Linked DNA regions of Homo sapiens: region 2 is linked to region 1. The links are chromatin contacts, found by Hi-C or POLR2A ChIA-PET in ENCODE. All regions are on one chromosome and are shown on one strand. The core of a region is the stretch at or near the end of the contact, and the rest is flanking DNA. Distances in the headings are between cores, read along the strand shown. Region 1 has its middle 35 kb from the start of RUNX1. Region 2 has its middle 210 kb from the start of RUNX1.

Region 1 (3,927 bases), core at 396-2,895:
TCCTTTGGAATTTTGGCCCCTCAAGTCCTGGTTGCCTTAGCAGGGCTGAACATCAATTTTTGTCTCCCTGGGGCCACGAGACTCACAAAAGCTCTGCTCAGAGTCTCTTCCTCTTTGCCACTGAGTTATTCCTGACTCACTTGCTCAGCCTCTTTGCCCAGGATATGGACAGGAAAAAGCCTTAGGGGAAAATCAGCATAGAATGGCAGGTTTCTCTTTCCCTCAATGAGCAGGCTTTCTCTTTAAGATACTGAACCCTCAAATCTAGTCCATTTTAGTGAGTCTTTACTCAGATTGTGTGTGTGTGTGTGTGTGTGTGTGTGTGTGTATGTGTGCATACTCTACTCAGCTTTTCGTTTTGTTATTGATAGCAGGTTTTGTCCACCTCTGGCTGGTCCTTCAGAGCTGTTAGCTGAAGCAGTGTCTGATAGATTGAAAAAGCAAAAAATAAAGGACTCATAATAACCTTTCTAGTAAATATCCTTTTTTGCCCCTTTAACATAGCCTGAAAGAAGGAATGTGAAAAAAAATCTCAGAATTATCAAATTTCCCCATAGAATTTCATGCCACTGATAATATTTCAGGCACAAAATGTTTTCTGTTTTTAAAGTTTTTCCATATATTGGACTATAAATTCTTAAATTATCATATATATGGTAGTCCTTAGTGCTGGTTTCCAGATATTCTGGTTCTTCCTTCTTCTGGCACTTCCACCTTCTAGAGGATTCCCCATCCTGGCTCCTCTGTGGTGGGATACAACTTGCTCTGGCCAATGCATTGTGAGTATAAGTAAAGTGCCTGTATTAGCAGTTATCTCATTGCTATAAAGAAATACCTGAGACTTGGTAATTGATAAAGAAAAGAGGTTTAATTGGCTCATGGTTCTGCAAGCTGTACAGGAAGCATAACAGCTTCTGCTTCTGGGGAGGCCTCAGGAAACTTACAATCTTGGTGAAAGGCAGAGGGGCAGCAGGTGTGTCTTACAGCCAGAGCAGGAGAAAGATAGAGGGGGGAGGTACTACACACTTTTAAACAACCCAGAGCTCATGAGAACTCACTCGCAACAATAGTACTGGTACTAAACCACTCATGAGAAACCACCCCCATGACCCAATCACCTCCCACCCAGCCCCCACCTCTAGCATTGGGGATTACATTTCAACATGAGATTTGGGTGGGGACACAAATCCAAACTATATCAGCCCCCCATTGAGACCCCCAGAGTTATTTTCTTCTGCCACTGTGACCATTACTGGTCTAAACTGTCCTGCATTTTAGGGTGAAAATGAGAACAACATGGAACAGAATTCCTTCCTAAGCCTCAGGAGATAAATAGCATGGGCAATAAATTAACCTTGTTTTAAATCATTGAAATCATGAGGTTGCTTGTTACTGCATCATAACACAGCTTATCCTGATTCATACATTAAAGATTGCAAGAAATATATAGAATCCCATTTTATTGATAAAATTAAACAAGGCTCAGATTCTTGCTCAGAAAAGCTCCTTGCGAACATGAACATGTCTTATTTATTTTTATTGGCCCTTCATCTAATATAGCTTAGCTAAACTATGCAATACAGAAGATGACTGAGGAATTTCTGAGACGACTGGATGAATGACCAAATAAATTCCTTTGTGTGAGTCAGTATACATAAGAAGACAGGAAGGCAGGATATTATGATCTCACAAGATAAATCTGGATTCAAATCGTGGTTCTAACTTTATCTATGTGACCCTGAGCAAGTATCTGAATTTCTCTAAGTCTCAGCTTCCCAAACTGTAAAATGAGAAAAATAATATCTGCCTCTAAGGGTTGTTAGGAGAATTGAAAGAGATAACTTTGTGATGACATTAGCCTACATTCTGGCACATACTAATACTAAAAAATGGCAGGCATTATCATTATCCCTCAAAAATTAGCGGGAAGAAAGAAAAGTATAGGAATCAATGTAGGTGGGGGATGTCAATATTTAATAAGTCACTGGTAACTTTTCTCTAGATTTATATCAAAGTCAAAGAAAAGGAATCTGGAGAACAAAACAAAGCTAGTTTCCAGAAAAATTAATGAAAGGCAAAAATAACTGAATCCATTAATCCATTCAAGAAACTATGAAATTAAAATATGAGGTGTGAATATGTACATATGTGTATTTTATATATATATATATATACACACACACACACACATATATATATAGGAGATGTATTTGAAATTTGAGACATGAGATGGATGAATAAGCAGGTAAACAGACAGATACATACTAGTTAGATATTAAGTGTAAGGGTTATATTAAAATATATTGGCAAAGCTCTCTTGAATAGAATCACTTTAGTGCAAATGAGAAGAGTTTCTAAGAAGAGAATGATTGTTACTTGGACATGGAGTCATTAAAAGGAAAAGACTAACAGCCTGGAAAAATGTACGTCATTTATGCATGCCGATGATGACACGAAACTTCCGAAGTTTCATTTTAAGAAATCCAGACTATAAGCAAAATACTTCTGATCACTAATGTTACAAAGATTTTCCAGAAAAGCCATGTTTGAGCTTCAGAGAAGTGGGTAATAAGATGCTAATGCAATCTCTACATCTTAAGGCTTGAATGGGGTGGACATCCAATATGGCGCACTCACAAAGCTGGCAGCTGACGCCGTCATCTGGGAGCATAGATGGGCTTGTTGACTAGGCCTACACATGGCCTCAGCATGACAGCCTGATTCAGAGGCCAAAGCCCAAGCAAAAGGTACCAGTCCTCTTAAAGACTAAGTCCAGAATGGCATAGCATCACGTTCACCAAACTCCATTGGTCAAAGTAGCCCCAGGCCAGCTAAGATTCAAGTGGAAGAGAAATAGTATAGTGTCTTAGTGCATTTTGTGTTGCTATAAAGGTATACCTGAGGCTGGATAATTTATCAAGAAAAAGGGTTTATTTGGGTCACAATTCTGGCTGGCTGGAAAGTTCAAGATCGGGCATCTGCAACTGGTGAGGGCCTCAGGCTTCTTCCAGTCATGGGTCAAGGTGAAGGAGAGCAGTTGTGTGCAGAGATCACATGGCAAGAGAAGAAGAATGGTGGGGAGGCATCAGGTTCTTTTTACAACCAGCTCTTGAGGGAACTAATGAAGTGAGGACTCACTCACCCCTGAAGAAAGAGGGTATTAATCTATTCCTGAAGGATATGCCCTCATGATGCAAACGTCTCCTATTAGACCCCACTGCATCCAACACTGGAGATTGAATTTCAGCATGAGGTTTGAGGGGAAACATTTCCAAACCACAGCAGACAACCATCAAAAGACTGTCAGATAATTTGCATCCATCTTTATTGTGCCACACTCTAGTACGTAGATGTCACTATGCAAATATCTTTCTAATGAGTGGGTGATTAAATACTTGGCCACCTTATGCTGTTCCTGACAAGGATGTTTTCTTTTCCTCTACCTTTGAATATATCAATTTTCTACACGTTCCAAAATTTTTAATTCTTCTCTTCCACTTTCCATTGTTACTTGGAAACATTGTTACTATCTTCCCTCCTTTTCCTCCTTCTTATCAATTTCTTCCTTTTCCTCTCCCTTTCTCTATCCTGCTCTCCCCAACACACACACACTGATATGGTCTGGCTCTGTGTCCCCACCCAAATCTCATCTTGAATTTTTTTTTTTTTTTTTTTTTTTGAGCAGAGTCTCACTCTGTTGCCCAGGCTGGAGCCATCTCGGCATACTGCAACATCCACCTCCCAGGTTCAAGCTACTCTTGTGCCTCAGCCTCCCAGATAGCTGGGACCACAGACATGCACCACCATGCTGAGCTAATTTTTGTATTTTTAGTAGAAACGGGGTTTGGCCATGTTGGCCAGGCTGGTCTCAAACTCCTGACCTCAGGTGATATACCTGCCTCAGCCTCCCAAAGTGCTGGGATTACA
Region 2 (3,927 bases), core at 868-3,367, 170 kb before region 1:
TTTACCTTATTTATCATTTTTGTTTCACTGCCTGTTTCTGCGTTCATCACCGCACCATGGTATTAAAGCAAGACTGCTCATGAATCAACTTGTAATTTCGACCATGGTATGTATTCCCCACGCAATTCTTACTTCCCTTCAGAGAGGATTCCCTTTCTGACTTGTCTCTCCATTTGGAGAAAAACCCTTTTGTTCCATCAAGCCTGTAGATAAGGTCTAAGGCAGACTTGATTATACCAAAATCTGGTTACATCGCACTCACAACTAAGTGTGATTTTGGTGACTTGGGAAAACCGATGATAGTTTATTAATTATTCAAGCAGCCTTAGATATGAATTGGAAAATTATGCTGAAAACTACTAGTTGGTTTTAGGGCCCCAAATCAAGGCATTTCCTTTGGATCCATTGTTTTCTAATATTTGCAAGCTTTTCAGGATTAAAACCTTGAGATTATTTTTTGTATTATATTTGTGGTCCAATCTCATTTGATGACTTTAAGAGTAACTAAGTCTACTCACATATTCCATAGGAAGCATTATCCAAGCACCGGAGACCATGCTCTCTTCAACTTCAAACTGCAGTCAAGTGGAGTAAATAATGCAGAGAGCTAAATTAACTCAAAGCACCAATGATCATGGAATAACATTCCTCTGTTTACTGTTCAAGAAAAATCTTTACAAATGCTGAAATGCTGTTAGAAAATCTATAGTTATATTATTATCATCATAAAACTAAGAATTAACCTATCTTTATTCTCCTCTGAAATCTCCTTTCAAGAAATAAAAACAGCAGGTAGAAGATACCTTCAAAATGGAAGAAGCCTTATGCTATTTCATCTATTTGTCTTTCTTTGGGTTAAACTCCAGAAACCCGGCTTGGTGCTTGTTCACTGTCCACACAATAGTAAATGATCCCAGGAGAATAAGTACATGATCAATTCCTCAGTGTCTCTGGCAATATAAGAGTTTAAAAACATGTGTACATGTGCCTGTGCATACAACAATACACATATAAATCACGGATTTTTGCTGAAATGAAATACTGAGGCCATGTGAGCATTTTTCAGTCTTCAACTTAGACACTTGGGCTGCATGCCCAGCTATGACACATCGTCCATGTTTATGAAGTCAATTTCACTTCAGTTGTTAGTATCAGTTACCATCATTCTGGATTTAAAGCCACCAGCCCAGAGCCTTTCTCTGAGCTCTCACAGATTCTAGTAGCTGTAGCAGGCATGTGACACTTCTGTGCACACTGTCTCATCTTGTTCCTGGGCCATCTGTTTGAACAAGGCCTTTTCTCTTCATTTTATTATAAATTCTTGAATCCAGGAAGCATGTCTGATATTTCTCAGAATCCTTTTTAATGTCTACCCCAGAAGTCTGTTCTAACAAGTACTCCAAAAATGTTGATTGATTCTAAATGGATTCTCAATATTATGAACAACATTTTTAGAATAAAAGAAATATTCACTTTTGTGTTTGGAAAATTCAGTGGATATGTTAAAAACAAAATATGGAAATGGGGTGAGCTCTTAAGGACTGTGAATTTCCACAGCAGCGTATAATTTCAGTAGAAGATCCCAATCCAACTTCATGAGGAATATATTAAGAGACAAAATAGAGAAACTATGACAAACTGGGTTTAGTATTTCCACCTCATCAACAATTATTTCTACCACAATCAATGAGAAAAAAACAAAGTTGTCAATCTGGATTGAGAGTGGGCATGTGTGTTTTCTCTCCTCCCTTCTGCCTCCCCCTTTTTCTCTTCTGAAACTGAGTCAGACGAGGCCATATTTCCAGTTAGAGGTCGACATTAGAGCCAAGCAGCTGTTCAGAAATGTCCAAGTAGACAGCAAGTGGCACTGATGGAGTTAACGGCAGTGACTCACTTGGGGCATTCACAGCAGGTCAGCTGAAACTCTCCCTTGCTGTATAGAGAATTTAGTCCTGCTGGGCATGCGCCCAAGACTGTGAGCTGAGGTTGATAACAGCAGAGTGCCTCTTAGTTGCCACTGGTTGCTTTGCCGTTCTCAGTTTTCACAGTTTATTTAAAGGTGGATTTTTGTCTAACGCAATCATGAACGGTGATGGGAAGAACAGGCTGAGCAGCTGTTGACTGAAATAACAGAGGGGAGGACGGGTATCTGGAAATGCTCCACACAAGTTGTCCTGCAAGCTTTGATGATGACGTTCGCATAGAAAATTATTGGTCAGAACCAGGAAGTGGAGCAGGCTTCATGCCAGTAAGGCTAGCTTGGCAAAGGTAAGATTTTTAGGATTTCAGAAAGGTTTCATTCATCTAGGAATCCTTTTCTACAAAATGTTATGGTGTTATAAAGTTACTCAATGGAGCAACAATAAAAACAAATCAAAACCATCCAAAGGAAAAAATACATGAGAAGCAGAGCATACTTATATTTTGTGAGCTTATACAAGTTTCTCAATAACACAGAAGGGAATGTATAAAAATACGATGAAAGGCTGTTGTGAGTTTTTTAATTACAAAATATGATTATTTTAGGAGAAAGAAACATAATTACCTGAACTAACTCAACACTGACACAAGACCTATTTTCCTTTTTTTTTCTTCAAATTATTTTTTAAACTTTTTAAAGGCAAGTATCTTAGATTTGTTCCTTACAGGTAGACATTTCAACAAACAAGAAATAATATTTCCTGATATGAATAGTCATTAGGGTTCAAGCTTTATTTCCCTAAAATTCTAGCATGAGATCATGGTTTCCGTAGATAGGAGAGATCTTGTTTCCATTGCATTTATTTGGTAGAAAAATCTGATTTGACGATTTGTGTTTGCTATCATCAAGTTAATTTTGTGATTAGATCCAAAACCTAATTCTGATAGTCAGACCAGGCTGAAAGCCACAATAGAAAAGGAATTAGTTTCCTTTCCCAAGAATAAAATCCTTGCATTAAATAGAGTTTGGTAAATTAAATGGCTATTTTTGACCAGGAGAGTTTGCTAGGTACTTTAATTCATTAAACAATTTTTTAGATCTGAACCTTTGAAAATATATATTCTAGGTTCAAAAGAGAATGATTGTGCCGTCTGCATTCGTATAGAATGATAGAGCACTGTAGTTGTGGCGGTTTCTCAAGGGCAGAGATTGTGATGGCGTTGCCTGCCACTGTCTACCTCATGGTAGGTGCTTAATGAATGTTGGGTGAACGAATTAATTTTGACCACAGGAAGGCAAGGGCTGACAAGAAGTGTCATCTCTTCTTGGCAGAACAGATTAGTCATTAGGATCAAGTAGAAGAGAGGATGGGATTTAGGGCGATTTAAATCAAGAGTACAGAAGCCATTAGAAGACACTGCTGGGGGAGGAGGGTTTGGGAAAGTGGGAGAGAGTTGTAGGAAAACGTTTGCATTGGCCTGGACTGAGTTCGTTTCTTCTCATGGCGTCAGAGGCCAACTGAAATTCTACAACTGGGGAAAATGAAGAGGACATCGGGGTATCAATGGGGTATAAAGAGAAAGGAATGAGAATAGCCCCAGTAACAGAAACAAATGGGTTTTGAGAATGTGTCTGTTTGTTTCTGTTGCTCCTGCCCTGTTATTCCCCATCTTGGTGTCTGCCTTCCTCATCTCTCCTCTGTTTTAATCTAAAATCTAAAGCTGCTAAGTAAAAACGACTGGTGAAATGTTAGAAACACTTCCCAAACCCTTCAGCATTCTCACAGGGTGCTTTTTTTCTCTCCCTGATCCTGCTGATCACTTAGGGCCATTCCTGGCTACCACCCTCACCATCTCATGACTACAGTAGTTAAATGGCGCTACCCTTTCCAAGTGAGAAAGAATTTCTGTGTGTGTTTGTCTACCTCTCTAGAGAGAGAAAGAAATGGAACTGATTTTTCTTAAAAGATGAAATAAACTCCTGAAGTTTTTACTTTATAACAATTC

What was found. A loop is a pair of places that touch in the nucleus more often than their neighbours do. ChIA-PET counts read pairs that join two places held with the same protein, here RNA polymerase II (POLR2A). Pooled maps may share reads with other maps.
Region 2: a map of endothelial cell of umbilical vein shows a loop between it and region 1 (2.1-fold over the local background). The contact joins two enhancer-like sites. A Hi-C loop is called at or near these places in 1 of 168 maps with a recorded cell type or tissue (endothelial cell of umbilical vein) and 9 of 50 pooled maps. POLR2A ChIA-PET finds 5 or more read pairs at or near these places in 2 of 52 experiments (MCF 10A and activated CD4-positive, alpha-beta memory T cell).

What each region holds. Positions count from the first base shown.
Region 1 is chr21:35,082,794-35,086,720 of GRCh38, reverse strand. No RefSeq gene overlaps it. Among named protein-coding and RNA genes, the nearest start is that of RUNX1, 35 kb to the right of the region's middle. Within about 2 kb of position 1,645, at least 3 of the 41 ENCODE cell types and tissues checked have a DNase peak (open chromatin) inside an H3K27ac peak, as active enhancers do; they include endothelial cell of umbilical vein, where a contact is called at or near this core.
Region 2 is chr21:35,254,806-35,258,732 of GRCh38, reverse strand. No RefSeq gene overlaps it. Among named protein-coding and RNA genes, the nearest start is that of RUNX1, 210 kb to the right of the region's middle. Within about 2 kb of position 2,117, at least 29 of the 41 ENCODE cell types and tissues checked have a DNase peak (open chromatin) inside an H3K27ac peak, as active enhancers do; they include endothelial cell of umbilical vein, where a contact is called at or near this core.